Regions from separate parts of the Mus musculus genome. Here region 2 is linked to region 1. A link is a loop called in an ENCODE intact Hi-C map of the cell type or tissue named here. Cell type or tissue: left cerebral cortex. All regions are shown on one strand. Links, peaks and the distances in the headings refer to the core of each region. The heading gives the core; the rest is flanking DNA. Region 1 holds the start of Gm28209 (a long non-coding RNA gene). Region 2 overlaps Ptpn4 (protein tyrosine phosphatase, non-receptor type 4).

The links. Peaks named below come from ENCODE experiments on the same cell type or tissue, not always from the same donor. Only the 100,000 strongest peaks of a DNase experiment are listed, where the experiment ranks them.
Region 2: a loop joins it to region 1, with 1.8 times the contacts of the local background. A loop is called at or near these places in 2 of 42 quality-filtered maps.

The regions. Positions count from the first base shown.
Region 1 is chr1:119,887,512-119,902,691 of GRCm38, forward strand. Gm28209 (a long non-coding RNA gene) reads left to right here and starts at 15,079. Exons shown (of 3, transcript XR_003948701.1): 1 at 15,079-15,180. It also overlaps the pseudogene Gm3551. In left cerebral cortex, for the core only: CTCF peaks have their summits at 5,609 and 7,698 (motif pointing left); DNase peaks (open chromatin) are centred at 3,826, 4,282, 4,580, 5,590 and 6 more places; H3K27ac peaks cover 2,937 bases.
Region 2 is chr1:119,728,278-119,743,457 of GRCm38, forward strand. Ptpn4 (protein tyrosine phosphatase, non-receptor type 4) reads right to left here. Exons shown (of 27, transcript NM_019933.2): 9 at 15,075-15,162; 10 at 13,078-13,166. Among named protein-coding and RNA genes, the nearest start is that of Epb41l5, 87 kb to the left of the region's middle. In left cerebral cortex, for the core only: no CTCF peak of the experiment used is centred there; DNase peaks (open chromatin) are centred at 6,702 and 7,138; H3K27ac peaks cover 1,460 bases.

The sequences.
Region 1 (15,180 bases), core at 3,815-11,814:
GTTAGGAAAGGGTTAAGTTCATAGAAAACAAAGTAAATTGAGGCCCGTGACATGGCTCTGGGGATAAAGGTAGGTGTTGTACAAGCCACCAACTTGAATCTATGTAATAGATGAAAGAAAGAATCCATCCCACCGAGATATCCTCTCACCTCTTCACACATGTTATGGCACATGCATGCACACACAGACACACAGACATAGATGGACACACAAACACACACACAGGCACACACAAAATTATTTAAAAAGAAGAAAAGTGTGAATCTAGTAGTCAGCCTTCCTGTGTAGACAGGAGCTGGGCCCCTTTACTATCGCACGTTCTAAAATAAAGTAGCTAAATCACACAAAATGAATGGGATCTAATACAGCGATCTAGCATCTGAAGCTATTAGGCTCGAGGAATGAAGTGTCGTGTTTGCATCTAAGGGTCTCTCCTCCAACCCTCCTCACTAAAGGAAACCATTGCCTGGAATTTAGTGGATGATCTTGGGGAGTCCTTGTGCTTTGTTTGGCATGCCATACCTAAATAATAATGTTATGTGAGATTAACTCTTTTCCACTTATTATTTACTTGTGTGGATGGTGTGTGGGAGTCACATGCCAGCAGGTGAACAGAGGTCAGAGGACAATGTATGGGAGTCTGGTCTCCCATCACACTTGTGTGGGTCCCGAATGACAAAAGGAAATAAAAAAGGAAAGGACTGCTCCTTGGTGTGGTTGGGGAGAAGGTTTACTCTAGATTTGTGGGAAGAGCATAGCCAGAGGCAGACACATCTGGAAGATTCCAGAGTGAACAGGATCCTGAACCATATTAAGGGTGGGAGAGGGGGGAGAAGGGGGGGAGCCAGCTACAATAGCCAGAGACCCAGAAAAGAATGGGTTAACCAAATGGTTGGGTTACATAAGGAAGGGGCAGCTGGGGAAGGGCAGCTCAGCCCCTGGGCTGGAGAAATTTAGAGTAGGGAGCAGGGTACCCAAGCCAAGTGTAATAAGAGGCTGAGGGATGCTGGGAGAATCTGGCAGCCAGCTCCTCTTTGATATGGTAAGTAGGTTCCTCAGCCCAGGTTTGAAACCCCGCAGGTCAGGTCGCAGGTATAAAACTCAGGCTACAGGCTTGACAGCAAGCTCCTTTTCCACAGTCTTCTCACCAGCCCTTCCGGTGAGTTTTTAAGCTCTGCGCATGCTAACTTACTGTACGTAATTATCTGCCAGTGGGTTATCACATTTGACCAATTAACCCTTGGTCTCTTGCTAATGGTGGTAATATTCTTACCGTTGTGTTGGAATTACAGGCCTGCACCTCCATGCCTGTTTTACGTGGTGCTGGGAACTGAACCTGAGACACCGCAGGTTAGGCAAGGATTCTACCAACTGAGCCACATTCCTAGCCCCTAGTCTACATTTTCTTTGGTGCCTAAGTGTTGGTGATTTTTCAAGTATTACTCCACTGAACATTTCCAGTACTCAACAGAAAAGCATGACCAAACACATTTTGTAGAAAAGAAACTAAGCAATTGTATTTGTTTTCTCTGTGAGGTACAAGCATGAAAAGATTCTGTCCTTCTCTGCCCCGTGCTGTGTCGTCGTTTTGAGGATCAATATAAAATCTCCTGTTCACAATCTTTAACAATCTATTTAGTGGAAAACACGACTTTCTGGTTATTTCCAGAATCTAAAAGCCCCTCCATTATGGTCCAGGACTTGTAGGTTGGACGGGACCTAACACCACCGCCTGCCTAGCACCAGCCTGCCCTTATCCAAGAGACTGGCAGGAGGATCATGGAGCTGCTTGTCAATCTTTCTGTGCGTGCTGCATGTGCGTGTGTGCGTGCGTGCATGCGTGCGTGGGTATGTGCGTCCATCTCTGGAAACCAGTCATCTACCTCCAATGTTGTTCCTTAGGTGCTTTCCAGCTTGTTTTCTTTTTCTTTTTTAAATTACATGTATTTGTTTGTTGTGTGGGAATGGGGAAGTGCTCAGCCCACTGTGATGTCAGAGGACAGCTCGAGGGCGTTGGTGCTCTTGTTCCACTTGGTGCGTTCCAGAGATCAAATCCATATCGTCATGCTTATCTGCAAGTGCCGTCATCCACGAGCACCTCGGCAGCCTCACTTTTTTTTGTTGTTTTTCAGACAGCGTCTTTCGCTTGAGCCTTTTGCTATGCCGAGACTGTCTAGCTGTGCGTTTCGACTTTCCCAGCTCTGAGATTACAAGTACTTGCACCACCACACGCAGCTTTTTAATGTGATTTCTGCAAAATCAAATATAAGCAAGCGCTCTTCTGACTGGAATCCACTCTTCTGACTGGAGCCGCTCCCCAGCGCTCTGCTTACTCTTTTGGCACCTTTCCTTTCCTGTAGGGATTTTGAGGAGAGGTAGAGGAAGAACGTGAATATCTTCAGGGGACACTTGAGGCTCCTCTCCCTGGGTTTTATGGGTCCCTCTATGTCAGGTATCTAAATATCTAAATCTCCAGAGGACAACGTTTCTGGAGTTCTTCCTCTGGCCTTCCTCCGCACCTGCTGACAGTGGAAGGCCCTTTGTATGGGACGTGCTATGGAACAGCCTATGATATACAGAGCCCCTAAAGTTCCAGACACACGCTAGGCATGTGAACTGCTCGCCTGAAGACCCCTTCCTTCGGATGGCCATCTCCAATCGAAGGACAGACTTCTGAAAGGCTTACATCATCCGAAGGGGGTTCTCCAACACTGACTCCCCAGATTGAGGAGACATGTCCCCCAAACACTCCCTGATATTTCAATTCCTCAAGAAGAACTTTGTCTTCTGCTCATATGGTCTGAAACAGTGGTAAGGCCAGGGCATGGTTCATTCTAGCAGATCTGAGTTGGTTGAAACTGGTTAAGTGGAGTGCACTTATTTATTTTTTACTGGGTAAAATCCACACGACATGAAATTTGCCACTTGAGAGCAAATGATTCAGTGGCATTTGGGACATTCGTAGTGTGGGGCAATCCCCTGTCTCACCGTGTTCCAAGGCCTTTCCTCACCCGCTCTTCTCACCCTATGAAGCCATCAGAGGCTTCCCTCTCCTCTAGCCTCTGGTGATGACCAGTTTGCTTTCTGTCTTGATGGGTTACAGGTATGGTACATGGTGATATTCTCTAAGATTATCAGTAACCGTCAAAAGCTTCCGGTACTTGTGGTGATAAATTCAAAGGGACTGAGGTGTGGGGCAAGAGTTTTAGCTAGAAATCACCAATCATTAGTTAATAGTAATACTCTCAAAATAGACCTCATCACAGAGTGTCTGTTAGACACAGACATAGTTATAGAACATAGTCTATAGGTGTATTTTTAATTTTTTAAAAACATGTATCTGTGTGTGTGTGTGTGTGTGTGTGGTGTATGGTGTGGTTATGGTAGCAATAAGAGTGTGCCATGTACACAATGATGCTTGATACTTGCTGATGGAGAAGCAAAGATTAAGACACTGAAGACTAGCCTTCACAGAGCTCTGAGTTCCTTCCTAGCCTGAAGAAAAGACAGGCAAGAGACATACCTACCAGACAGTGTGGATCTTGCTTAAACACAGATCCTAATAAACCTATGTGATGTAGGCACCTTTGGAATATTTGAGTGCCTGTGACTATAGGCTGGCTATTAGACACTCGTAAGGAACGTATGCTGCTTGAACACAGGTATGAGGGACTTCACACATGAATTATGTAAGTGAGAAGGCATCTTTGTGTTGAGAGGCACATGCTGAAACCGTTCGGCAGAGCCAGGGTGGTTGGGAATTTTTCCCCACAAAAAATAAAAATAGACGAAGCAAGAGCGGCACCCGTTGTTGCATCTAAGTGATGGGTGTTGGGAGTTTACTGTGCTGTCTGCATGAGTCAGGATCTACCCCAGAGGAGAAACCGCCGGGAGATATTTAAAGCACACAGCCTAGGAGGCAGAATTCTGGTTACACAGTGGATGGAGACCGGAAGCCAAACAAAGAACTCAGAGTTGAGATTGTCACTGCTGGCCTGGGACTGAGGGCAGAGCCAGAAGGTGCTGCCCTGGAGCCCTGCCCTCGAGCCAGGGGTGGGGTCACTGAGTGGGTACACAAGTAGGCATTCTGGGTGTGCAGTACCTCAGTGACAGTGGGGATACTACCTATGGTGTCTGACTTCCATTTTTGCTGGTATTGCTTCTCAGGCCCCATTCCACAGCCTGCTTAATGTGTGGTGCTGGGACTCCAACCCAGGGCTTTTCGAATGTTAAACAGGCATTGTACCCACTAAGCCAGACCTCCACCCCATGCATGCCTCTTAGAGCTCTCACTCATAAAGCACTTTGCCCATGGCATCCCATTGCCTGAGGTCACCATGGAGACTCCTTACATCTCGTGGAGAGCCTTGAACAGTGCAGCTCTTGGGGCAGAGGCACTACCTTCAGCACTGTTTGACAGCAGCCAGCACTTTTAGATCAGTCAGTCCTCTCTGGCAAATAAAGCAAGGGCTGTACTGTGTCAATATGGCCTGTCAGTGAGAACCCAGAGTGAGTCAACGGCTGTTGCCCAGAGCCATCAGCTCTGAAAGCCTGGGGAGATTTGGCCTCATTTCCCACAGTGGTCCTGCTGGTGACCTACCCCAAATCCATTTTCTCAGTGTTCCTATGAATAAAACAGAGACTTTGTTCAGGTCGACAGTGTACCTACCCGGCAGCTAAAAAAGGCTTGCTTCCTTGGTACTCTTGAAGTTACCAGGGACCTTGTGATCAAGTTTAGGCCAAGGAGATACAGATGAAAGTCCTTGGGCAATGTGATCCTTCCAGAACAAAGAGGCCAGCCAGCCACAGTGGCTGCACAACTCTGTAGCCACAGGACCACGGTCCAGCCCAGGATGGGGTGTGTTCAGCTGAGTACATAATTGTTGCTCCAAGCAAACTAACAAAACAAAACAACTACCCAAACACAAATGTAATCAACGACAAGGGGGAGGAGAGGGTGGGTGTAAGGAAGTTGGCGACTGAGACCCAGCATGCCCTCTGTGGCACAGAGCAGAGGAAGCAGAGGAAGAGATGTGTGCAGAATGGATGTGGGCCAGTGGGTAGCCACCTGAGTGGAGACCATGGGGCTGGAGGGATGGCTCAGTGGTTAAGAGCATTTGTGCCTCATGGAGAGGACCCAAGTTTGCATTACAGAGTTCACCATGGGCAGTTTGCAGCTGCCTATAACTCCAGCTTCTGGGGTTTCGGTGCTGTCTTCTGGCCTGTGGACTCACATGCACCTGATCCTCTCCCCAGAAGACATATAAACATGGGAACTGGGTGTGAGAGCCTTTACTTCCAGCGCTTGGAAGGCAGAAGCAGGGAGATGACTGTGAGTTCGAGGCCAGCCTGGTCTATGGAGCAAGACTCCAAGCTAGAGATACATAGTAAGGGGGCAGGTACAGGGGACATACCCTAACGGGACTGTGGTGAGCGACTCTCTGTGGACTTCTACTCTTATAACACTAGTGCTTGTTCCTAGAATACGACATTCCCCACATCAGGCTATGTCTTGTGGCCAAGGTAATAAATAGATATATACACACACACTCACATGCACACGTGGCCAACTCTAAGCAGACTGAAGAGTCTCTGTAGCTCGGGCGGTCCCTCTGTTGGTAAAGTGCTCGCTGTGCAATCCTTGGGGAAATCTCAAACAATCTCTTGTTTAGGGGAAGTGAGAGTTTATGTTGAGCAGTTTTTGTAGCTCTCCTTAGCCCTGGGTCACATGTGGTCCACAGGCTGAGGTTGGACACACATAGTGACAGAGAGGAGCTGGGCAGAGGCAGAACACTCACCTGTCCATTCACTACCTTTCAACTGCTTACGAAGTGTCAGGGAAAAAACAGGCACAGTACAAGGCTTTTGTCTCAAAGCCCGCCTGCCTGCCTGCTCTCTTTCTCCTTCCTTCCTTCCTTCCTTCCTTCCTTCCTTCCTTCCTTCCTTCCTTCCTCCCTCCCTCCCTCCCTCCCTCCCTCCCTTCTTTAGCTCACAGCTAGAGCAGAGACTTTCCCACATCAATGTGACTTAGGGGACAGGAAGGGAAGTTCACACTTGGTGAGTCCTATAATGACCTGGACACAGGGTTAGTCACACACACACACACACACACACACACACACACACACTGAGCTCCATCTGGCATCACAGAGAACACAATGATTGTATTCGTCAGCCCATTCTATGAGTGGATAAACTGAGGAATTCAGTCAGAGAGCACAGATTCTAAGAAATGCTACCTCCTCCAGTTCTAAGCTGGGTGAGAGTCTGGCTGAGGAAAATCCAGGCCATCTGAGCTCATGTGGCCTACTTTATCTAGCTGCCTTCCTCTTCTGTATATCCCTCCCCTCCTGCCCTCCTCCTCTCCTCTTCTTATAAGATGCACCATCTCATAGATTTATGATATTATGAATCTTAAGACTACAGTTCTATGGGTATACGCACTGATGTCTAAATGGAGCAAGGGTCCAGTATGTCTCGTTTTTGCTTTTTGTCAGAGCATTTTTCCCCTTCCAGGCAAGCATTTTTAGACTGTTCCTTCCAAACACTTTCTAAATTTGAATGTGATGTCGACACTCTCCTCTCCCTCAGCCGCGTCCCTCTTCATGGAGCATCAGGCCATTCTAGACACCAGGCATGGGGCGGTACAGATGCAGAACCTAAGAGGCAAAGTCAAGGAGAGTCACATCATCCAGGGACCCACAACAGCAGACGCTGGTACCGACCCCAGCACTGAGACAGCTTTTCCTTGAGACAGGGTTTCACATATCCCAGGGGCTGCTTCCTTAAGAAGCCAAGTATGGGGCTGGAGAGATGGCTCAGCGGTTAAGAGCACTGACTGTTCTTCCACAGGTCCTGAGTTCAAATCCCAGCAACCACATGGTGGCTCACAACCATCTTTAACAGAATCTGAAGCCCTCTTCTGGTGTGTCTGAAGACAGCTACAGTGTACTCAAATACATAGAGTAAATAAATAAATCTTTAAAAAATTAAGAAACTAATATTAAATTAGCAAAAAGGAAGCCATGTGTGACCTTGGACACCTGATCCTCTCATCCCATCCCCCCACCCTCAGCCCCGTCCCCTCCAGTTCTATGACCACTGCCATGCTGGTTATGTGTCCTGGAGATGGAACCCAGGACTTTGTCATGTTGTACAAGCACTCTACCAACTGAGCCACACCCCCAGCCCCAAGACAGAGTTCTTACCAGTTAAAGAACATCACGCAACACGATGAGTCTACGATTTGTTTATTTCCATTAGTAATGGAGGACATTTGGATTGATTTCTCGGATCATGATTCTTCTTCAACATCTGTCATTTCCTGTGCCCTAACTGATGGGGTTCTCTCTATAGCTTACAGGCTTGGAGAACCTGAGAAACACCAGAGGCCAAGCCTCCCTCAGGCCAAGAGGCCTTGGAAAACCATAATGGCCGTGAAATCCTGCCGGCCTTTGCTAGATTACAGATGAGGAAGAGGCTTGGGGAGAGCAGGGGAAGACTCTGGAGGACATCGCAGGGCTGGGGCTAGGGCTGACCCTGGTGGGGGGTGGTTACACTTGCACTCCCCCTTGAGGGTTATTAATAAATGCTAGAATCTCAGCCTTCAGGCCTTCTTGCTGTCTTTCTCCACCCAGAGACTCCTGGGAGCCTGCCTGGCCCGGGGCCACGGGGAACTTGCGCCCCCTGCTGGCCAGAGGGACACCTGCATTAACCTGTGCCAGCTGGCATTCACAGATTGTCTGGATTCTGGGCACTCAGACTCTGAGAAGTCCCTCCCTGCCACAAAATCCCCATAAACCTCTGAGGTCCATTGGGTTCAGCTCGCTACAATACAGAACAGGAGTGCAACAGCGTCTGTAGCTGTTTTAAATGGACATACATAGCACAGACTTTAAAATTACATGTTGCTTGCATGTGTACACATTCATGTATGTGTATGTGTGTATGGATGCATGTTCCTGGGGTCCATCTGCTCCCACCCACAATGTTGGGGTTACAGGCACCCACAGTCATGCCTTGCTTTTTACACTGGTGCTGGGGAGGCAAACCCAGGTCCTCATGTTTGTACAAGTGTCCTTACCCACCAAACCATCTCCCCAGTTCTTCTGTGTTTTTGTTTGCATGTTTTTGTTATCTCTTTTTGTTTTTTAGAGCTCTGAACCCAGAGATTACTGACTCAGCTGGACTGGCTGGCCAGCCAGGATCAGAGATCCTTCTGTCTCACCTCCTCAGAGCTATGAATACTAGTGTCACCACAGCTGGCATTTTAAGTGGGTGCTGGGTATCCAAACTAGGTTCTTTATGCTTGTGTGGCAAACACATCACTGGTTGAGACATCTTCTGTTCCCTGGCTCAAGAACAATCTGACTCAGACTCAAGTCTTCCACCACTGCAGTGCCCAGGCCCCTGCCCTTCCCCCAGACCCATGCTACTCTCAATTTGTCTCTTGACTCTGGTGAAAAGAAAAGTTGTTCTGTTTTTTAAAAGATAAGGAGAGGGGGGATGTGTTTTGGTGGATGTGTGGTGAGGTATAGGGGAAGGGGGTGCCTCTGCGGGCCCATGCTGAGGCATCCCTTCCCCCTGAGGAACCAGCCACACGACTAGAATAGTATAGAATAGAGTTTATTCAGGGCATGGGGAGGGGAGTTGAGAGGGTAGTAGAGGCAGAGAAAGAGAGAGAGAGAGAGAGAGAGAGAGAGAGAGAGAGAGAGAGGAGAGAGAGAGGAGAGAAGAGAGAAGAGAAGCTGACTATGAGCATGTGGGGATGGGGAATGGGAAGAGGGGTAAGAGGACAGAGTCAGAGCAGGAAGGCAAGAGCAAGAGGCGAGGAGGGGACCAAGCAGCCCCTTTTATAGTAAGCCAGGCAACCTAGCTGTTGCCAGGTAACTGTGGGGCGGAGCTTAGGCAAAGTGCTAACAAAAGTAATTTTATTTTGCTCTGAATTTTACATTTCTATTTGGAGCTCCAACTTCACCAAGAAGTTGTGGCAACTTGCGTACAATTACTTCAAGTTCGCCTTTCTGAGGAATGAGGTTCTAGGGAAAAGGGGGGCAGGCAGGGGGAGAAAAATAGGTCCTATGCATGCCACATCTTGAGAGGCAAAGAGATCCCTTGAGCTCATTGGTCAGCCAGGGTAGCCAATCAGTGAGCTTCGGAGATCAGGGGGAGACCCTGTGTGACAAACAAACAAGCAAGCAGACAGACAGACAGACAGACAGACAGACAGACAGACAAGGTGGAGAGCAGAAGACATCTGACATACACCCGCAGGCCCCTATGCGCTCTATATGCACAAGGAAAAGTAGATAATACAAGCACCGTTCCATTCTAAGGCAGACCGGGTGGCGCACGATCCTCCGGGAGCTGGGTTTTCGTACAACTGTCAGCAACAGGGAAAAGAGTCTGTGAGGTCTAGCTGTAATCAGAAGCATCGCATCCCTGCTGGCTGCTTCCCATGGAAACATGTCCTGCATCCATTCTTCTCTTGATGAACAGACATCCTGGGCTGGTTCCATAACTCTGCTGTAGTGAATAGCATTGCAACAAACAAGGGTGAGCAAGGGTGAAGTCTGGTGACTTAGAGGCCGTCAGCTCTATTTCCAAGAAGGGAACAGCTCAACCATATGGCAGCTCTATTTCTTATTTGAGGAACCTCCATATTGATTTCTGTTGTGGTAAACTTGTTTATATTTCCACTAGCTATGCATAAAAGGTGCCTCTACCCCTATCCTTGCCAGCATTAGTCATGTTTTGTTTTTATTTTTGTTTTTGTTTTTTTGGTTTTTCTAGACAGGGTTTCTCTGTGTAGCTCTGGCTGTCCTGGAACTCACTCTGTAGACCAGGTTGGCCTCGAACTTGGAAATCCACCTAGGCCTTAACTTTTACCTAGGCCTTAACATCACTCACATGCTTTCTAAAAGATACCATGGAACAGCTTCATTTCACAATGAAGGCTTTTCTTTGGACTCTAGGTACGCTAATCTCCTTACTGCAAAGGAGAACAGTTTTAAAAGACTACTTCAAGGAGATATCCCCATGCCACAGGTGGTAAGGAGGAAGCAAACACATGTTCATATACATTTTTGGTACCTAAACAGAAAAGAACGGGACCAATCCTTACCAACACCAAAGTCCAGGATGCAGGAGCTATTGAAGGCATGAGCACCTGGATGGACCTGGAGCAGGACATGCTGTCTACGCAGAAAGGAGAGTCGGATGTCCTGCATTTGGTGGTGCATGGAGATGGGAGCATCCTGAGAGAGGCAAAGCATCTGAGAAAGGAAAGCCAGACCTGAACTCCAGAGTCGCTCAACTCTACATGCAATTATTCCATGGGATCATTCCTAAGAGAGCCAATTTACTCTTGTCACCACTGAACTGCTGAGGATGGCAACAAGGTACAGAGAACCAAAGGTGACATATGCTTCCTCTGATCTTGTCAGTAACCATTCTGTGATGGCCACCAGTGGAAGACACCCAACAAGACACCCCGAGCCTCCCTCCCCTTCTTGTCTAGGTTAGGGCAGCAACACAATCCTGACTGCCACTCGTACACCCCGTGGGCTGCTAGGAAGCAATGAGGCACAGAGGGATCTAAGTGTCCCAGAGACTCTAAGCCAGGCGGCGGCGCCGGCCTTTAATCCCAGCTCTCCGAAGACCGAGGCAGGCAGATCTCTGAATTTGAGGCCAGCCTGGTCTACAGAGTGAGTTACAGGTCAGCCAGGATGACACAGAGAAACTCTGTCTTGAAAAATAAAACAAAACAAGCAAAAATCAAAGAAAGAAAGCAAGGAAACAAGGAAGCATGGGAGGAAGAGTCTCTAGTAAAGAGAGTGTTTAGTAGCAGAAAGAAGCAGGCTTGCTGGAAGTCGAGGAAGGCCAGGCTGGCCTCAAATTCAGAGATCTGCCTGCCTCTGTACTGTAAGCCAGTCTCAATGAAATGTCCTTTATAAGAGTTGTCACAGTCATGGTATCTCTTCACAGCAATGAAAGCTAAACTAAGACAATGTTTGTGGGTTGCAGACTCACTGGAGAAAGTGGGCCACTGAGACTGGGCCTTGTGACCTTATGGCCTGACCCAGTTTCTGTTCATGCTCTTGTCCATGACTTCAGATGCCATGTGACCAGCTGCCTCGTGCTCCCAATGCCGTGGCCTCCTGGCAGCCTATAAGCCAAAGCAAACCTTTCTTCCTGTAGGTGCTTCTTGCCAGGCGTTTAGTCACAGCAATGTGGGAAGTAACTGATAGCAGCAGCTTTGTGTCAAGTGCTACCTCCCTGCCTAAGTCCTGTGGTCACGGGAGTCAGGGACAAAGGGACAGTAGTAACAGGGTTTCTCCCCAGGTCCAGTCCCCCTAAAACTCACAGTGCTGTGGACAGTGACCCAGCAGCCACCTACTTAGCCACACCTTGGCTCAACTATGATCCTCAAGGATCTGCCCAGGTGTCCTTCACAGCTGCGATAGCTTTGTTTTTACCCAGGGGAATCCTCCTGTCTCTACCCTCCGCAGCACAGGAGTTACAGCTGCCACTCCCAGCTTTCTACATGGGGGCTTGGGATTTGAACCCAGGTTCTCATCCTCGTGCAGCAAGTGCGTTTAGCTGTGAAACCGTCTGCCCAGTCCCCAGCTGAGCTTCGTGGACACTGTTCCATGGCAGGCAGCCCATTCTTCACTCTGACCCGTGCCTCCTGGACCTAACCCTGCTGGATGCTCTGTGGACATTGAGATAAGGCGGTCGTAGCCTCTGCTCCCTTTCCCTGGCCTAATTTATCTCTAGGGCTGGGCCTACCTGCAGACTGGGGGCACCACATACTTCTTACTCAATAAAGGAAGCAATGCTAGGCTGCAGGTTGGGGCTGAACACTGCAAAGAGTGGGCACAGAGCCAGCCTTTTGTGTAAATCAAGGCCACATAGCTAGCTAGGGTAGAGCGAGCTGCATGGCCCAAGGCCACTGGCTGTGTTGCTACCCCACTCATACATTCTATACACCACAAGCTATATGCAACTTACCTCACCCATGGGCCGTTAAGTTTAAAAACAACCCCAATTACATTCAGTGTTTAGAAACTGCATATGGGTCTTACAAGCTGGTCTCCTCAGAGTTCTGCACGGCGACTTGCATACAGCAGGTGCTCAAGAAATGCTCTTGGTCCATAGGCCTCAGTTCACAGTGTGTCCTCTTACTTCTCAGCTCTTGCTCCATCTTTCCCACGGGCACCTTCCTATTCACTGGTCTCTGAACACCTATGTTGGGCCAGGTGCCCAGCCAGGTGTAGAAAACTGGCCCAGCCTTGCCCGCCAGCCATTCACAGCACAGTTGGGAGAGCCAGACAAGTTGCCAGACAGACTACAGTATGGGGGGAAAAAAGTGCAGGCAGTGTGTGCCAGGCTGCCATGGGAACGGAGGGGTGGGCCTGTGACCACACAGATGAGAGCAGCTCCTGACATCTGCGCATGCCTTTCAGCTTCTCAAAGACATGGGTGTGAAAGGTGGGGGGAGGGGCTAGAAAAAGCAAGAATCAGCTTTCCCAGTCCCTTAGTGCTCAAATTCCTAACAGGATGATACAACGACATTCTTAAATGCTTGCAAAAGAGGTGTTTTTAAATTTAGTTTTGTGTGTGTGTGTGCGCGCGCGCGTGTGCGCGTGTGTTTATGTGTTTGCACATGTGTAGGTTTGAATGTGTATGTGTACACGTGGAGGACTGATGCTGATGCTAGCAATCTTCCTCCTTCACTCCTCTGTGTTATTCATTGAGGCAGGGTCTCTCAATCAATCCCAGAGTCCACTGATAAGGCTAGTCTCCATCCCCAGCTTGCTCTGGGGATCTCTATCTCCTCTGTCCAAGGTTGGAACTACAGGCAGCCTCCACGTCCACACAGAATTTACCCGGGTTCTAGAGAATCCAAACCTGGGTCAAATGCTTTAACCACTGGGCCATCTTCCCATCGCAGGAAGATAGTTTTTGCAGCTTTCTGATAAGTTTGGAAAGGCTCTACAATATCGTCCAGCACTAGGCTCTGAAGGCCCATGTGCTGAGAAATTTGAAGGCTGGCCTTCCTAGAACAGGATTCTCCCAATTACTAGGCTGCTAAGGAACTGTGTTACTCAGCCATTCCTGAGCGGTGCTCTTGAAAATGCTGCAGCAGCTGCCTAGGGTAGGGAAAAATATGGGATCATGGACTCCTACAGAAACATCTGGCTCTACAGCAGGATCCTCTGGGCATGTTACCCCTCTCTGTGCCTCAGTTTCTCCACGTGTAAGTGGGGGGAACTCTGCACTCTGGAGTTTGGTCAAAGTCTTTGGTTTGTCGGAGAGGCAGTCAGCATCTGCTATGAGGGCTGCTGACAGAGATGCTACATCTCCTATAGAGATGTTTCAGGTAAGACCTTAGGACAGCTGGGAGCTGTGCTTACATCCCGTGTATGAAAGACTTTTCCTCGGTTTCTAGCTACAAACCTGTGATTTTCTAGGAATCTCACCAGAAATTCAACTTACAGTAAAAGACACATCCCAACCCTCTAGAGTCTAGTGCAGCACTAAGACCCATGGTTTTCCCTTATATTGTAATCCTTTGAAAGGCACCTTCAGAGTCACCCTGTAGGCCCATGTCCACCCTGTCACAGGATATGGTCACTTGGGGAGGCGGGACATGGGGAGTTTAACTGTACTTATTCCATGCTGCACCGGGGCAGGTGCAAGGCTGTTCAGAAACTCCAAGGCACTGCTCCAGGGGTGGGAAAGTGCAGTCTGAGGTGTGGGAAAGCCAGAGCTGGTATGGGGGTACTAGGGCCTGCAAAGAGGACAGGGACCTGTGTTTCTCAGATTCTTGGACATCCAGGTGACACTGGGAGTCACAGAGAGCAAAGAATGGAGTCGGGTGTCCATGGGCTGGTGGCAGCATCTAGTTCGGGGCTGGGGAGGAAAGGGGAACTCCAGCTTGTCTCACAGGGCGATTGTCCTCAGCTTGGCAGAGGCAGGCTTGGTGGCAGTTGTGACTAGGAGAGCAGAGAGGCCTTCTATGAGAGATTAGGCTGCGGCTCTGTAGGTGAAGGCCTTCTTCGTGGCTCCCCGCCATGGATCTTGATGAAAAGAGACAGTCCATGGTTCTAAACAGTTTAGTGTTATGGCAGAAAATGGGTGAGTAAAATCACACCCACGTTCTCAGGGTGGGCCTGAGATTAAATATCCTTTGCAAGGAGGAGTGTCTGGGAAGGGAAGCTCATTGGCTAAGCCCTACAGGCCTCTAGGTACCTCACTAAATAGGAGAACTCTGTCTTGGGCCTATGTGACCATAGGACATGTTTCTTTTATGTGAGAAGCATGACACATGCTCCAGGCCAGGAGTCTGGCAGGGAGCTGGAAGTTGCCTGAGCCTCAGGTGTGTGCCCACCAGTCTCCGGGTCTCAACCTGCTCTACCTTACCAAACTTCCTGGAATACATGATTTTTACATCCCCTATGCCCCTGTGACCTCCTTTATCAAAGCAGAAGGGGAAAGGGCTGCAAGATGGCTCAGCAGTAAAGGTCTTGCCACCATGCCTGACCTGAGTCCAAGGCCTGGAGCATACATCATGGAAGGAAATCAAACTCAGGTTCTCAGAACTGAACAGCAAGTACTTTAGCCACTGAGCCATGTCCCCAGCCCAGATGCCTGCCTGTCCTTTTGAGGACTTTAGTGGCAATTAGATGAGGAAATAGGCTAGCTCTCAGTTTGGTAGCTATAATACTGTTCCTGGGATAAGTTCCAGTGTTGAGCTGGGCAGAATAAGGAGAGAAAAAGTCATCTCCATGGAATGTCAGGAGCCACCTCTGCTGAGGCCCACCTCAGCTTTGGCCTTGTCAGAGAGATGTCGGCCTGTTCCTCTCATAGGCACACAGGTGCCAAGACTGCAACTTAAAGTTTCTTTCTGAGTCCACAGCTTACTGGGTCTCCTTGGCTGTGTCAGCCCCACCTCTTTCCCACTACCCCCCACCCCTGAGGTCTTGCTCTTGTGTTGTCAGGCCTCCCATAGGCTGATGTGACCCCTGATTAACTTAGCAAATCCTTCCTTTGCTCATCTCAGGGTCTTATCACAAGGCCAAACCAAATCAATTCATATGTATGCAAGCATGTTCCCAGCAGCTGCCACGGGCTTAGGCAACAGATGGTGTCTGACATTCATTAGGTTGGCAGGGA
Region 2 (15,180 bases), core at 3,047-11,046, 160 kb before region 1:
CTTAACAGCAAAAAAACAACTAATGAGTTGCAAAAAAAAAAAAAAAAAAAGGTATGTAACTAAGAGATAAGCAATAAAAAAAAAAGATATATGTTCTTTACATGAATGTTGAAACTTGCTAAACGAGCCACCCAAACACAGAGTACCTCACTTTAGAGTAACTAGAATAGACATATGATTAGGGATGGTGGTAAGAGTTAAGACAAGAGATAAAATTTTTGTAGGTAAGGAAAATGGCTCAAAATTAGACTGGGTAATGATGTGTCCCATAACCATACTCCAAACATTGATTATATTAACAGTGAATTTCATAAAGCATATCAACTATACAACAAACTTTTAAGACCTACTTTAATAATCTGCCTCTTTAAATTTTAAGGATGGTTGCTGTTTTTTTCTGAAGAACTTAGTTTAACATTCCTCACAAAAAAGGCTTTAATTCCTTTAATTCCTGTTTGAGAAAATCTAGTTTTCACTTGTTTCTAAAATACAACTATAAACTAAATTGATAAGGCTTTTTCGTTGAACAATTGCAAATATGTCGTAGGTTTTCTAAAGAAAAGTGCCATGCAATTCTTAAACTTTATTTCTCTACAAAAAAATTTAGTATTTCAGTGTTTTCCTTCTTTCAAAATTTTCCCCTTTATTTGAATCTCTAGAAATTTGCAATTGAGCCCAGATATAATTTACTGAATGAAAGAATCCAGATGAACATTCCTTAGCTGAAACTTCACACTTCCTTGACAAAGGGCTATGCTTAAATTCTTCTAGTGCCCATATTCCTGGTTCTCCTGCTATCTTTAGGCTTTTTTTTTCCTTTATTTTATTAGGTATTTTCTTCATTTACATTTCCAATGCTATCCCAAAAGTCACCCATGCCTTCCCCCCACTCCCCAACCCCACTCCCACTTCTTGGCTCTGGCGTTCCCCTGTACTTAGGCATATAAATTTGCAGGACAAATGGGCCTCTCTTTCCACTGATACATATACATATACAGCTAGAGACATGAGCTCCTGGGGGTACTGGTTAGTTTGTATTGTTGTTCCACCTATAGGGTTGCAGATGCCTTTAGCTCCTTGGGTACTTTCTCTAGCTCCTCCATTGGGGGCCCTGTGTTCCATCCAATAGCTGACTGTGAGCATCCACTTCTGTGTTTGCTAGGCCCTGACATAGCCTCACAAGAGTGAGTTATATCAGGGTCCTTTCAGCAAAATCTTGCTAGTGTATGCAATGGTGTCAGCGTTTTGAGGCTGATTATGGGATGGATCCCCAGGTATGGCAGTTACTAGATGGTCCATCCTTTGGTCTCAGCTCCAAACTTTGTCTCTGTAACTCCTTTCATGGGTGTTTTGTTCCCAATTCTAAGAAGGGGCAAAGTGTCCACACTTTGGTCTTTGTTCTTCTTGAGTTTCATGTGTTTTACAAATTGTATCTTATATCTTCGGTATTCTAAGTTTCTGGGCTAATATCCACTTATCAGTAAGTACATATCATGTGAGTTCTTTTGTGATTGGGTTACCTTACTCAGGATGATGCCCTCCAGGTCCATCCATTTGCCTAGGAATTTCATGAATTCATTCTTTTTATAGCTGAGTAGTACTCCATTGTGTAAATGTACCACACTTTCTGTATCCATTCCTCTATTGAGGGGCATCTGGGTTCTTTCCAGCTTCTGGCTATTATAAATAAGGCTGCTCTGAACATAGTGGAGCATGTGTCCTTCTAACCAGTTGGAACATCTTCTGGATATATGCCAAAGAGAGGTATTGCGGGATCCTCCAGTAGTACTATGTCCAATTTTCTGAGGAACCGCCAGACTGATTTCCAGAGTGGTTGTACAAGCTTGCAATCCCACCAACAATGGAGGAGTGTTCCTCTTTCCCCACATCCTCACCAGCATCTGCTGTCACCGGAATTTTTGATCTTAGCCTTTCTGACTGGTGTGAGGTAAAATCTCAAGGTTGTTTTGATTTGCATTTCCCTGATGATTAAGGACGCTGAACATTTTTTCAGGTGCTTCTCAGCCATTCGGTATTCCTCAGGTAAGAATTGTTTAGTTCTGAGCCCCATTTTTTCATGGAGTTATTTTTTGGAGTCCACTTTCTTGATATATATATATATATATATATATATATATATATATATATATCCATCCCCTGATTTAGGATAGGTAAAGATCCTTTCCCAATCTGTTGGTGGCCTTTTTGTCTTATTGATGGTGTCTTTTGCCTTACAGAAGCTTTGCAACTTTTATGAGGTACCATTTGTCGATCCTTGATCTCACAGCACAGTCCATTGTTGTTCTGTTCAGGAATTTTTCCCCTGTGCCCATATCTTCGAGGCTTTTCCCCACTTTCTCCTCTATAAGTTTCACTGTCTCTGGTTTTATGTGGAGTTCCTTGATCCACTTAGATTTGACCTTAGTACAAGGAGATAGGAATGGATCAATTCGCATTCTTCTACACGATAACAACCAGTTGTGCCAGCACCATTTGTTGAAAATGCTGTCTTTCCTCCACTGGATGGTTTTAGCTCCCTTGTCAAAGATCAAGTGACCATAGGTGTGTGGGTTCATCTCTGGGTCTTCAATTCTGTTCCATTGGTCTATTGTCTGTCACTATACCAGTACCATGCAGTTTTTATCACAATTGCTCTGTAGTACAGCTTTAGGCCAGGCATGGTGATTCCCCCAGAGGTTCTCTTATCCTTGAGAAGAGTTTTTGCTATCCTTGTTTTTTTGTTATTCCAGATGAATTTGCAGATTGCTCTGCCACGCCCTCCGGTCAGGTCTGGTTGACAGGCTGAAGAAGTCTGTAAGCACTCAAGGAGGAAGAATTTCAAGAAAGCTCACCTCCTGGAGTTTTTGCATTCTCATTTACCCACATACTCATACTCTATTCCCGTGTTAATCTGGTGTATGGATCCATGAGCTCTCTTTTAATATTTTATTATAAATGCCTTTTAACATTAAATTCTGTTATAGTTAAGCCTCCCCATTGTTGCAAGGTCCCAGAAACCTGCAAACTTCAAATCTGAGCTTGAAATCTGGCAGGAATGCAGAAAGGAAGTTACCTATTCAGTTATTAATTAAGCATTACAAAAGACGGAGCCAGTAGCTCAGAGCTTGTCTGCAAAATATTTACCAAGGACAGTAGCAACTCTCACCCAAACAAGGGAATAATAGAGCTAGGAAATCCCACTGAGACAGAGATCTTCTCTACAGCTAGGTATAGCTTCACATTAAGAAGCAAGTTGGTATATTCTTCTGTAGACCCAGGAAATAAGAGTGTTGGGATATTGCAGTATTCATGATAAGGTCTGCTAGTGCAGAACTCCTGGTGGTGGGTTTAACAATAGACTAGTTTACACCTGGCTCCCTTCTTTTGGGGCAGCAGCCTGCCCCCCCCCACCTTCTTTTGATGTATACATTCCTTTTGTATTGCATCACTGTAACTTGGTGGATTGTATTTTGCCTTGTTTCTTATTATTTCTTTGGTATAAAAAGTTTGATGTTCAACCTGACACAATACATTGAGATTCTACACAATCTCGCTTGTTGGTCTGTTTGTCACCTGCTGACGCTTTGCCCACCTGCGACTAGAGACCCTGTTCACGCAGACAAAGGGACCCAAAGGGTTTGTGGCATTGCTCTTTCTAATTCCTTGAAGAATTGAGTTGGAATTTTGATGGGGATTGCATTGAATCTGTAGATAGCTTTTGGCAAGATAGCCATTTTTACTATATTGATCCTGCCAATCCATGAGCATGGGAGATCTTTCCATCTCCTGAGATCTTCTTTAATTTCTTTCTTCAGAGACTTGAAGTTTTTATCATACAGATCTTTCACTTCCTTAGTTTGAGTCACGCCAAGGTATTTTATATTATTTGTGCCTATAGAGAAGGGTGTTTCCCTAATTTCTTTCTCAGCCTGTTTTATCCTTTGTGTAGAGAAAGGCCATTGACTTGTTTGAGTTAATTTTGTATCCAGCTGCTTCACTGAAGCTGTTTATCAGGTCTAGGAGTTCTCTGGTGGAATTACACCTCTTTAGGTTGCTTTCCTTGCAGTTTTTCAGTTGTAATACTGTTATTACACAGGACCTTATATGACAGGGCCTTTAGTATGTGATCTGGGGAATGCCGCTTAATCTTATGATTAAGTCAAAGTGGCACATTGGCCTATAAACCTGAGGTCTCACCATGAGAATTGGAAAGTGCAACTTAAATTCATGAAGCTTGAAAAATCTCAGAAGATGGGACACCCAAAAGTTTTTTTCTTAAACCAGTATAGATTCTGCCACCTAGTAACCAGTCATCCACCTTTTAATCAGTCCCAACTGTCAGTTCTCTACAAGTCACCTGTCTCTAGTTCTCAAAGTAAGAGTTTACTCAGTGTCTCCAACTTCTTGAAGAACCCAAGGATTGTTGATTTTCTGGTTTTATTCGGTTTGCCTTTGTTGTGGGAGCAAGATAGTTAACACCTTACATGTCTGGTTGGGAAGCTGAATTCTCTGTTCCTCTTTTACAATCTTAACATCTTTGCATAAGTTTTGTACTGTGTACTGTTGAGAATAGTTGGGAAAAAATTTTTTATCGCACACAGTGATATGGGCTTAATACATCTAGCAATGTTAAATCCCATCTATTTAATTATTGAAAACAATATTTAAAAGTATTTTCTAAATAATCTTTCAATGTTAACATTCATTGCTTGGTTTTCTTAAACCCAACTTGTATAAAGCCTTGGATATATGAGTATTATTTCCCAACTTTAAACACACCTCTAGTATGTGTAACTATAAAATGCTGCATCAAGATTTCTAGCACATATACCCTATATATACTAGGTTATTCCTGAAAATTCAGTCCCCTTCCAATTGAGAAACCTTCTCTGTATCCTATAAAAGCCATCTCAAATTCAGTTCAATATTCCATAGAGTATATTCTTTTCTGCTTGCATAGCAATGTACATAGATTGCCAGAATCTTCATTTTATATTAACAGTTTAAAAAAAGTAAAAATTATATAATATAGAACTTTGAAAACACAGAGAAAATTATCACTGGCATTTTAATATATATGCATATTTAATTATATTATTTAAATTATTATATTACATTATAATGTATGATTCTGACATTTATAAATAGTATAAAAGAAAAAGAAAATTACTGTTTGTGTGTCCTATCTGTACTTACAGATAAGAATTATGTTTTTGTCCTTGAACATGCCACAATAACAATTACATAGGAAATACTTCAAAAATGTAAGATGAAACAGTAAATGATCCTTAGTTTTATTGGTTTTCTAGAGATTATAATTTGTATTTATATAATTTACCAACTTTAGGTGAACAATAAACTTTTTTTAAAAATCTGTTCACTTGCATAACTACCACAGAACAATCATCATGTAATTGTTTTATCATTTTATCTTGCAAAGTTTCCTTCTGTTTCCAAATTTTAAAAATATATGTATCCTAGGATTTCACAGAGAGAGATGTGTTCTTTTGGGTTTAGTATAGTGATTTGGGAGGAGGAGGATCTGTGTGCTTTAGTGTTTCAAGCATCCATTTCTTTCTAATGCGGAGCAGAATTATACCATGTAGATAGATATTCTATAACTTATCCTCTCAATTGCTCAACTGGGGCACATTTTTTATTGGATTTTTATTTTATCTTATACTGTAGCTCTGAATTTTATGAACAAACTTTTTTTTTAAGTGAACTCAGTTTCTCCTGTATAAATCTCTAAGAAAAAAGTACTAGGATTACAAGGTGCCAATCTGACTGGTTTATTTCTTAGTTACTTTTCTATTACTATGACAATACACCTGAAAAAAAACAGAAGGAAGAAGGGTTTATTCTGGCTCACAGGTTGGGGGTACAATCCATCATTGAAGGGAAGTCATGGCGGCAAAAACAAATGGTCACACTGTGTCTGCATGTGAGAAGCTATGAGAAAGATGAATGCTAGTGTTCAGCTTTCTTTTTTTATTTAGCTCAAGAATACAGCCTAAGGAATTGGGCTGCCCCCATTTATAGTAGTCTTTCTAGGTAATTAGCCCAGTGGTTCTCAAGCTTCCTAATTCCACAACCATTTAATACAGTTTCTCATATGGTGGTGACTCCCCCAACCATAAAATCATTTTTGTGTTACTTCATAATTGTAACTTTGCTATTTATGAATTATAATGTAAATATATTTGGAGATAGAGGTTTGCCAAAGGGATCACAACTCACAGGTTGAAAAACACTATTACCCCAAGGTAGAAACTCCTTGACAGACATGCCCAATATTTATTTCTGTGTTCCCATAGTCTTTGACAGTTCCAAATTGCTGAGAAAAACTTTTGAAGCCTCAGATAATCCTTATCCATAAACCTGTACATTTAGAAACCAAGTTACATTCAGTCAGTGGAACAGAGTTAATAGTTCCATTCCAGAGATCAGAACAAAGCAAGATAGAAATCCTGCAAGGAAAACAGTCAAACCCTGTAGCTACATATGAGACTTCTGGGACTCAAATGTTGTCGGGCACTCAGACCTCTCTAGATATGCTGCCTGCAGCATACACAGACTCTTCATTTCCTATAGTATTCTTTCAGTGGGCATCCCTTGGTCCACAAAAAAAAATCCTGTGGTTGCCACTGTAACATGAATTTCATGTTCACAACTTCAGGAAATAGCTTCTCCCTGCCTTCTCACTGAGACTCCAAACCTCCCACATCATGTCTGGCCTTAGCAAATCCCTGGAACCATTATATAACACAGCATGGCCTCCTCAATCCTAAGTCTTAAGGACTGCAAAACAAGTATGTAGAGTATAAAGGTGATTAAGTTGTGTTGCAAGCTCAGGATGGACATCACTTGCAGGCTGTGTGGTGAACCTGGGAAACAAGTTCTTAAAATAGTTGTTTTTGAGCAAGGAACCCCTTGAGTAATATTCTCAGTTTAGGGTTTGTTTTTTTTTTCCAACTGAATTTGCATTTTCACAAGATGGAGTCTTCAATGTTTCTGGGATACCACTTCTATTGAGTCAGTGTGAAGATTTCTCTTTAATGATACAAATCTCTAAAGATTACAGCTGCTTTTAAATTTGCCATTTATGTAGTTTTATACTTGCTCACACTGCTTTCCTCAAAACCTACGTATTTTTTATCTCTCTGCTCCACTTTTTACTTTTAGTCACTGTAACCTGAAGAGGAGGAGTAAGCAGCAAGCCACAGAGTATGAAATTATACTGCCTTCAAATTTCCTCTGCCAAATAAGTTAGCCCATTCCTTGGGAATTTTGCCTAACTTAAATTCTCAGGACATGGGATAAATAAAAGTCAGATAGGTTTTTTGTTTGTTTTGTGTTGCTAGAATAGAAAAGGCCTCTAGTCCAGTTTCCCATATGGACCTTGTTCCTCTTTAAACCATCATGAGCCAGACCTCCACTCTCCACTTCTCTGCATTCTGGCCTTCAAAACTTACATCACAATGACCCATAAAGTTCTGTGTACAGAATTTTGGAGTTTTCCAGTCCAAATGCCTAAACTCTTCCACACTTAACCCCACAAACTATTTCCACAGGCCTAAGAACCACACAGTCAAAATTAACACAGCAATGACCCCAGTCCAAGCATAAATTTTCCATATTACTTGTCCCAGGTCTGTTTCTCTTCTCATGAAAGCTCATTGCATTCCTTATTTTGGGGGAGCACATCCACAGTTAACTTGAGCTGACTTCTTTCTTGTGATTAATCATGAATGACTCTGCTGACATCTGTCTTTGTTTTTAATTAAGACATGCATTTTAGCCTGTCCAATTCCTCCACTTACTTTGTTTTTAATTAAGTTGTGTGTTTTACTTCTGCTTACACATAAGTCCTTGAAAGACTGTCCTAACCTGAAGGAAACAGATACTATATACCATAAACTTGTCACATAAACATTTGTAGTCATTGTTTTCTTCCTGGAATCGGTCACATTTTGTGTTGCTTGCCTGGTGTGGTATTAACCAGCAACTCTCCCATATTCTGCCTCTTGCATCTTCTTTTGGCCTTTCCTATATTCATCCTAACTCCCCCAGTCGTGGTTCCTGTGTTGACTGACCAGCTGGCCCCTATAGAATGGAGGCCAGCATCAGGCTTGACGATGGGGGGGTGGGGGGGGAGGGGAAGGACATCATAAAAAAAGTGAGTGCTCGGAAAAAGAAAAGGGAACTGATGCAGTGAGTATTTCTCAGGAGTAAAAGACATAGGGAAAATAGAAAGAGAACTCAGAAAAAAGTAAGGACGCTCATAAAAAGTAAAAGTCAAGTGGGGGATGGGAAATGGCCTTATGCTCTTTGTGCCAAATACTCAATATGCTTCGCTAAACTAGGGCAACAGCAATTACATAGTTTTTTAGATTTTTTATTAAAGGTCTGTCTTTGGTTTCCTGAGGAAGCAAAATGGCAGACACTGGTGGAGGAGATAGCTTCCACCCTTCCCTTCTCAGCAGAGGGGGCAACAACAGAGCTCAGCAGCAGACATAGGTGAGTTATAATCCAACCCAGCAAGCTATGGTCTAAGAAAAAAAATGTTTATGGAAAACGTTTGAGATTGATAAATGCAAGCGATAAAGGTTAGAGGATATAAAAGAACTTGAATGATGATGAGTTAGAAATAAAAAACCCTTCAGATGAAAGATGTTTAAAGTTGGTAAATGCAAGTAAAGATGTTTAAATTTGGTAAATTCAAGTAAAGTTGTTTAAAGGTGGTAAATGAGGGTAAAGCTGGTTAAACTTGATTAATACAAGTAAAAATGTTTAAAGATGGTAAATGCAGGTAAAGATGTTTAAAGTTGATAAGATCAAGTTATAAATGTTGGAGGGACTAAGAAGATGTTTTAAGGTATATAAATGCAAGCTATAGAGATGTAAAAAATGATTTTAAGAAAAAAAAAAGGGAAATGATTCATATTTCTCCCACATGCTATAGTAATTTCAAAGTTCAGAAATTTAACATTGATCAGTGGAGGTCTGATAAGTTAATGAAACAGTTGTCTTCTGAATATAAACAGCGATGTTCCTATATTGCTAAAACATCTCTGTTCAATCTGTTTATATATAGTTGCAAGCCTATAGCTTTAACTAGGTCTCAAAGACATGAGTCTACTCCTGTTTTCTAACAAGCACCTGTTAACTATATTTCTAAAATATGAAATTCAATGGAATGGTAAATATTAATTTACATCCTTTTGTACATGAAAGTTCACATAAGCTTCAGGGAATCAAGAGTCCTAAGAATTGGACCCACCTGTCATAGATCAAATGGACTCCAGACAAGTATTGCTATCTGCCTGTTCTGATCCAAAACAGCCGGTGACCCCAAATATAAATTATATAAGCTAACATATATCATATAAGTTAGAACTTATATGTATTGAAACATGTATATAATAATTACATGCATGTTCACACATGCATATATAAAAATCTATGTTAAATAGAAATATACATTAAAATTAAATTATACATGTTAAATATAATGTCTGTACATTAAATGTTATTTACGTACATTAATACATAGTATACACAGTAAATATATCATATGCATTAAATATTAAATATACTTAAGTAAAAATGATACATTAAATATTAAATGTTAAAATTTGATTTAAATGAGTTCAATCTATAAAGTATAAGTTATAATATATATGATATACATAATTTTGCATGTCCCCAAGGAGAGAAAATTATAAAATGAGCCCAAGAACTCAAAAAATCATCTACAAAACATAAAAAAAAAGGAAGTTGTATACTCATTGACCACAAATCTTTTATTTATAATTTTTTGACCTTGGATGCCAAGGGGCTCTCTGCTGATGAGTATCTATAGCACCCTACAACTCAGCATACTTATGCTCAGTTGAAATGGAAGGTCCTGCTTAGTGTCACATAGCATAATCCTGATCCAGTATTAATATGGGGAAGAGGGCATGTTTGTGTTTTTTTGCAAGATGCTGAAGAAGTGAGGTGGTTGCCAGAGAAACTGGTGAGACATGCTGATGGTTGGACAAAGAATGATGCTGACTGAGAACTTGATGAGTGTCCCGGTGATGAAAATAAGGAAGCATTAGGCATATATTCCTTCTATATGTTCAAGGCCAGAAAGGCTTGTGACTTCTATATAATATTCAGTTGTTAGGATTTCCTTAGTCTGAGAGTGAGAAGTATTCCAAATTAGTGAATTACACTGCTTTAGGTGAGGGCCTACCTATTTGTTTTACTAGAAATAGTACCAATGTTGGATTTGTTTCTGTGGACTCTCAGACTAGGAAGAAATATATCTCTAAGACTGTAGTACAAAGCATTAAGATGGGAAAGCCTCTATCTCAGACTTGACAGGCTGCCTTGTCTCAGGCTCTTAGACCTTGCAGGACAGAAAACAAGGAGACCGTGGAACCTACTTTGAAAAAAAATCAATCAAATAGATAAGTTGTTAAAATGACCCTCCTCTTTCCTTTTAAGTGACCAGTTTTTCCGACTCACTCTGAAGGGCTGGCTGATTCTGGACATTTTCAGGGACATATTTGAAAACTGTAGCTGCCTTGTATGATGTTATTTTTGCTGTGGATAAAAAATGCAACAGGTTCTGGGGTTAAAGTAGATGTGACATCCTAATCTTTTACTAATTGGGAATGTTACCTTTGTTATTGGCTCTGATGAGATCAAAGTTTCTTATTTTTATTGTCTTTTATCCAATTGTGTTTCTGCACTGTATGATGGTCAATCTGTACTTGTAGTACATCAACCAGTTTTTATTCCAATTCCTGTAAATTTATCTGAACCCTGTTATTCTAAAAAAGGCTTACAAATATTTGAAGAATTAGATCATGCTCTGGCAAGAAGCAAATGTATGGTTGGGCTGATCATTGCCAATGTTGTTGCTCTCATAACACTTGTTACCCAGTGCTACTACTTTTATACTAGCTCTAGCATAAGAGGTGCACATGGCTACTTTTGTTAATTATCAAGAAGAAAATGTAAGCAATGTCCTCAGCATACAAGAGGATTTAGGATTTAGAAAATCAGCTAGAACAAAGAACTGGCACATTATATGATATAATATAGATCACAGGGGATGAGATACAAGGAATCAAAGTCAGAACCCATCCTGTTCAATATCTAAGAATTTGTATGAATCCAAAAATGTATAATAAGAGTCAGCATAACTGGACCAGAGTAAAACAGTACCTGCAGGTATATGGCATAATACTATTATTTCTTTAGATTGAATAGCCCTATATAAGAAGGTTGTAAGTTTAAGAACTGCAAAGTGTTTGTTTAGCATTGCAAATGATATTCTAAAAGTTACAGGCCATTTTTTCTTCATGGTTCTCATTTATATCTCTCTTATTGGGCTTGCCAGGACTTGGCTTTATGATCCTTTTTGTGGCATGTCTATTATCTGTTCTTTTGAGAGGAATCATCAGAGATTTTACAGATATCAAAGCAAAGTTTCATAAATTCAAGCTCCAAAGCCTTCTCTAGCAGAAGTTGGTAGTCAATGATGGGTAGATCATCTTGAAAGCCTTCTCAACCAAAGACAGGCCACAAATACAAGATATACAAGATTATTTGTGTACCAAAGACAGGTAAGTGTTGTGCTTTCAGATGGCAACCTAAGACAGGCTTTCTTTCTGCTCAGTGACTAATAAAGTGCTTCTTATAGATAAAAAGACTAGTAAGAATCTTTCAGAAGCAGACAGGGCATGAATGCTAGGATTCATGTACCAATGATGGGTAAGGTCCATGCATCTTGATGAGACACCTAAGACAGGCAGTGTTTCTGTGCCAATAGCTGAGAAAGCTTTGGCTTGTATAGACTGAAAAAGTAGGGCATGTGGGAGCACATCCAGAATTAACCTTCGGTGACTTCATGCTTGTGACTAATTATGAATGAGTCTACTGACCTCTGCTTTATTTTTAATTAAGACATGCATTTTGCCTGCCCAATTCCTCCACTTACTCATATCTCATTGAGAGACTGTACAAGTCTGAAGGAAATGGCCTTCAAATGGTCAAATATAGATACTATGTATAATAGACTTGCCACATAAGCATTTGTGGTCATTGTTTATCTTGCTTACCTTTAAAAGACACTGAGAAAATACTCTTGCTTGTTGGCATGGTATTAACCAACAGCTCTTCCATATTCTGTCTCTTGCATCTTCTTTCTGCCTTCCCTATATTCATTCTCACTCTCCCAGTCATGGTTCCTGCTGGCTCCTGTACTCATTATGCAGCCTTACTTACTATTCTATGAGGAAGGGGCATATTCTATTCTTGATTCTAACATCATTGCATCTTTCTGGCAAAACAAGTAAAACCATCTCCTTAAAACTTTCTTCCTAAAATCATTGGAATCAAATCAGGAATTTATCAATTCATCTACAGAATAAATTCATGCTGATCTGAAGGAAATTGCCCAAATGGGTGGGCTGATGCCCAGGATCATTAGGCTATATAATAATAGCAGGAAAGGCATATCAGCAGGGAGAAGCAAACCTGGGATGAAGTCTCTGAGGCTGGGCCTCTCCAGAGTGTACCCATTGCAGCCATGCAAAACAGTGAACTTTTTCCAGGAAACTCACTCGCTTGCTTGCCATTGCCTTTCACTACATGGCTTCTGTCAACTAATACTTTTAAGAAACCATATTGAGGGCTGAAGAAATGGCTCAGGAGTTAAGAGCACTGATGGTTCTTCTAGAGGACCTGAGTTCAATTCCCAGCACCCATATGGCCTGCTCACAACTGTTTTTAACTCCATTTCCACTGGACCCAAAACCCTCACACAGAGACATACATGCAGTCAAAACAGCAACATACATGAAATAAAAATAATTAGATTTAAAAAAAAAAAAAACAAATTGAAATAAGTTATCTTGCTGTCTTTGGATAGGTTCCCAGAGGGCAAAATAAAGTATATATTGTATCACACAAGTAAGCTGACAAAACTAAAACAGTTTAAAGACTGTTTACTTTTATATGAATTATTATACTTAGTAAGATTATGATAAAAACAAAAGTATTGGTAGAAATCCTTACCACAGAAAAGTATTCATCCGTACCCTGTTCTTATAAATCAGAATTCCTCCTGACATCACTCCAATCAGGATTTCATTGTTACTTTGATCCTTCAAAATAAATAAATACATGACACTCTAAAATAATTAAAACAGGATTAATTTTTAAAAAAAAACACATTTCAAAGATAACACAAAATTTAATTGTACCTAATAATAAATCCTAACAGTTTGTTATTGCCTCATAAAAGCCTAGTTGGCCATCATTGGGAAGAGAGGCCCCTTGGTCTTGCAAACTTTATATGCCTTAGTATAGGGGAACACCAGGGCCAGGAAGTGGGAGTAAGTGGGTAGGGGAGTGGAGGGGGGGTATGGGGGACTTTTGGGATAGCATTTGAAATGTAAATGAAGAAAATACCTAATTAAAAAAAAAGGCAAACATCAAAACTTTGTAGACCAGGCTTGAGCTCAGAGATCTGCCTGCCTCTGCCTCATGTGCACTGGATTAAGGGCCTGTGTCACAGACTTGTCTGTCCACTGTTAGTATTCCAGATAGTCTGCTTTCCTCAAGAGATTGATATCTTGTAATTCCTTAATTGTCGTTAACTTTTTGCCTCTTTTTTTTTTTTTTAAGTTTCTTCACCCTCCTTTCATATTTGCGGTTTATTATTTTTAAACTTAGGTTTTTACATATTCCCATTGGTGTTTGTGCAGTAGGTTTTTTTTTTTTTTCTTTTAAAGAGGAAACTGTACAACTGATAGAACCACATTTTAAAATTAGGTTATGCTTTAAAATGTCCAGTTAAAACTTATGTGTGAGCTCAAGCCTGGTCTACAAAGTGAGTTCTAGGACTGCCAAAGCTATACAAAGAAACACTGTCTCAAAAAAGGGGGCAAAAATGAGACAGACATAGCTTTGTGAAACATAAAAGGTAGAGCTCATTCCCTAGAACTTGATTGGGTGAAACTCTGAGTGACAAAAGCAATGTAGGACAGAACTTTGAATACTTCCCCAGTGGATATTGAACATGCATGTTTGTGTATTGAGGCAAGTTCAAAATAATTTAACTAAGGAAAATTGTGGCTCTTACTCCCTGTCTTAGTTAGGGTTTCCATTGCTGTGAAGAGACACCATGACCAGGGCAACTCTTATATGGACAACATTTAATTGGGGTTGGCTTACATTTCAGTCCATTATCATCAAGGCAGGAGCATGGCAGCACCCAGGCAGGCATGCACAGGCAGAGCTGAGAGTGCTACCTCTTCATCCAAAGGCTGCTAGTGGAAGACTGACTTCCAGGCAACTAGGGTGAGGATCTTAAGCTAACACCCACAGTGACACACCTACTCCAAGCAGGTCACACCTATTCCAATAAGGCCACACCTCCAAATGATGCTACTCCCTGGTCCAAGAATGTACAAACCATCACATTCCCCTTTATGGCTAATATTAGCCTAATTAGGCTCAAGAAAGTGTCTAAGGGAATAAAAATTCCACTGCTGACTCAAGTGATGACTATAATTTTACTGAAAATAGCTGTACTTCAGTACTTCTAAGAAATATAAAAATCTTGATAAAACACAAAAAGGAATATAACTACATATGATGGACAACCTTTCACGAATAAACCTCAGAGGATAACAATCTCTAAATCAAAAATGTTTCAAACAGATAAAGAGTTACACTATGAAAATGCAGTGACTATAGATTTAAAGACATGACAGGCAGACATGGGATTTACAAGTAAAATTTGACCCTGAGATAGCTCAGTGTCAAAAACAAAAGGGCAAAGGGAAATTTTTAGTGCAACTAGGTCAGCAGCAAGCACAAATTATCTTGTTACCTAGTTCTCTCAAGAAATTAAAATTTTGAGGAGTTGGAGTTTATGGCTAAGTATAAAAATACTTGAGGCCCTGGTTCCATAACCCCAGCACTGTACACATACTAAAAAGATTTTAAAATCCTTGATACCAAGGAAAGAAGCCTTACACCATCTAAGTTTATTTTTCTTTACTTACCCTTGCATAGTGAAATTCAACTCCATAGAGTTCTAAGGTACGTGCCGCGTTTAGGTAATTAAATTCTGCTTCTGCAGGAGATAGGCCACTGTAAAGAAAACATCAG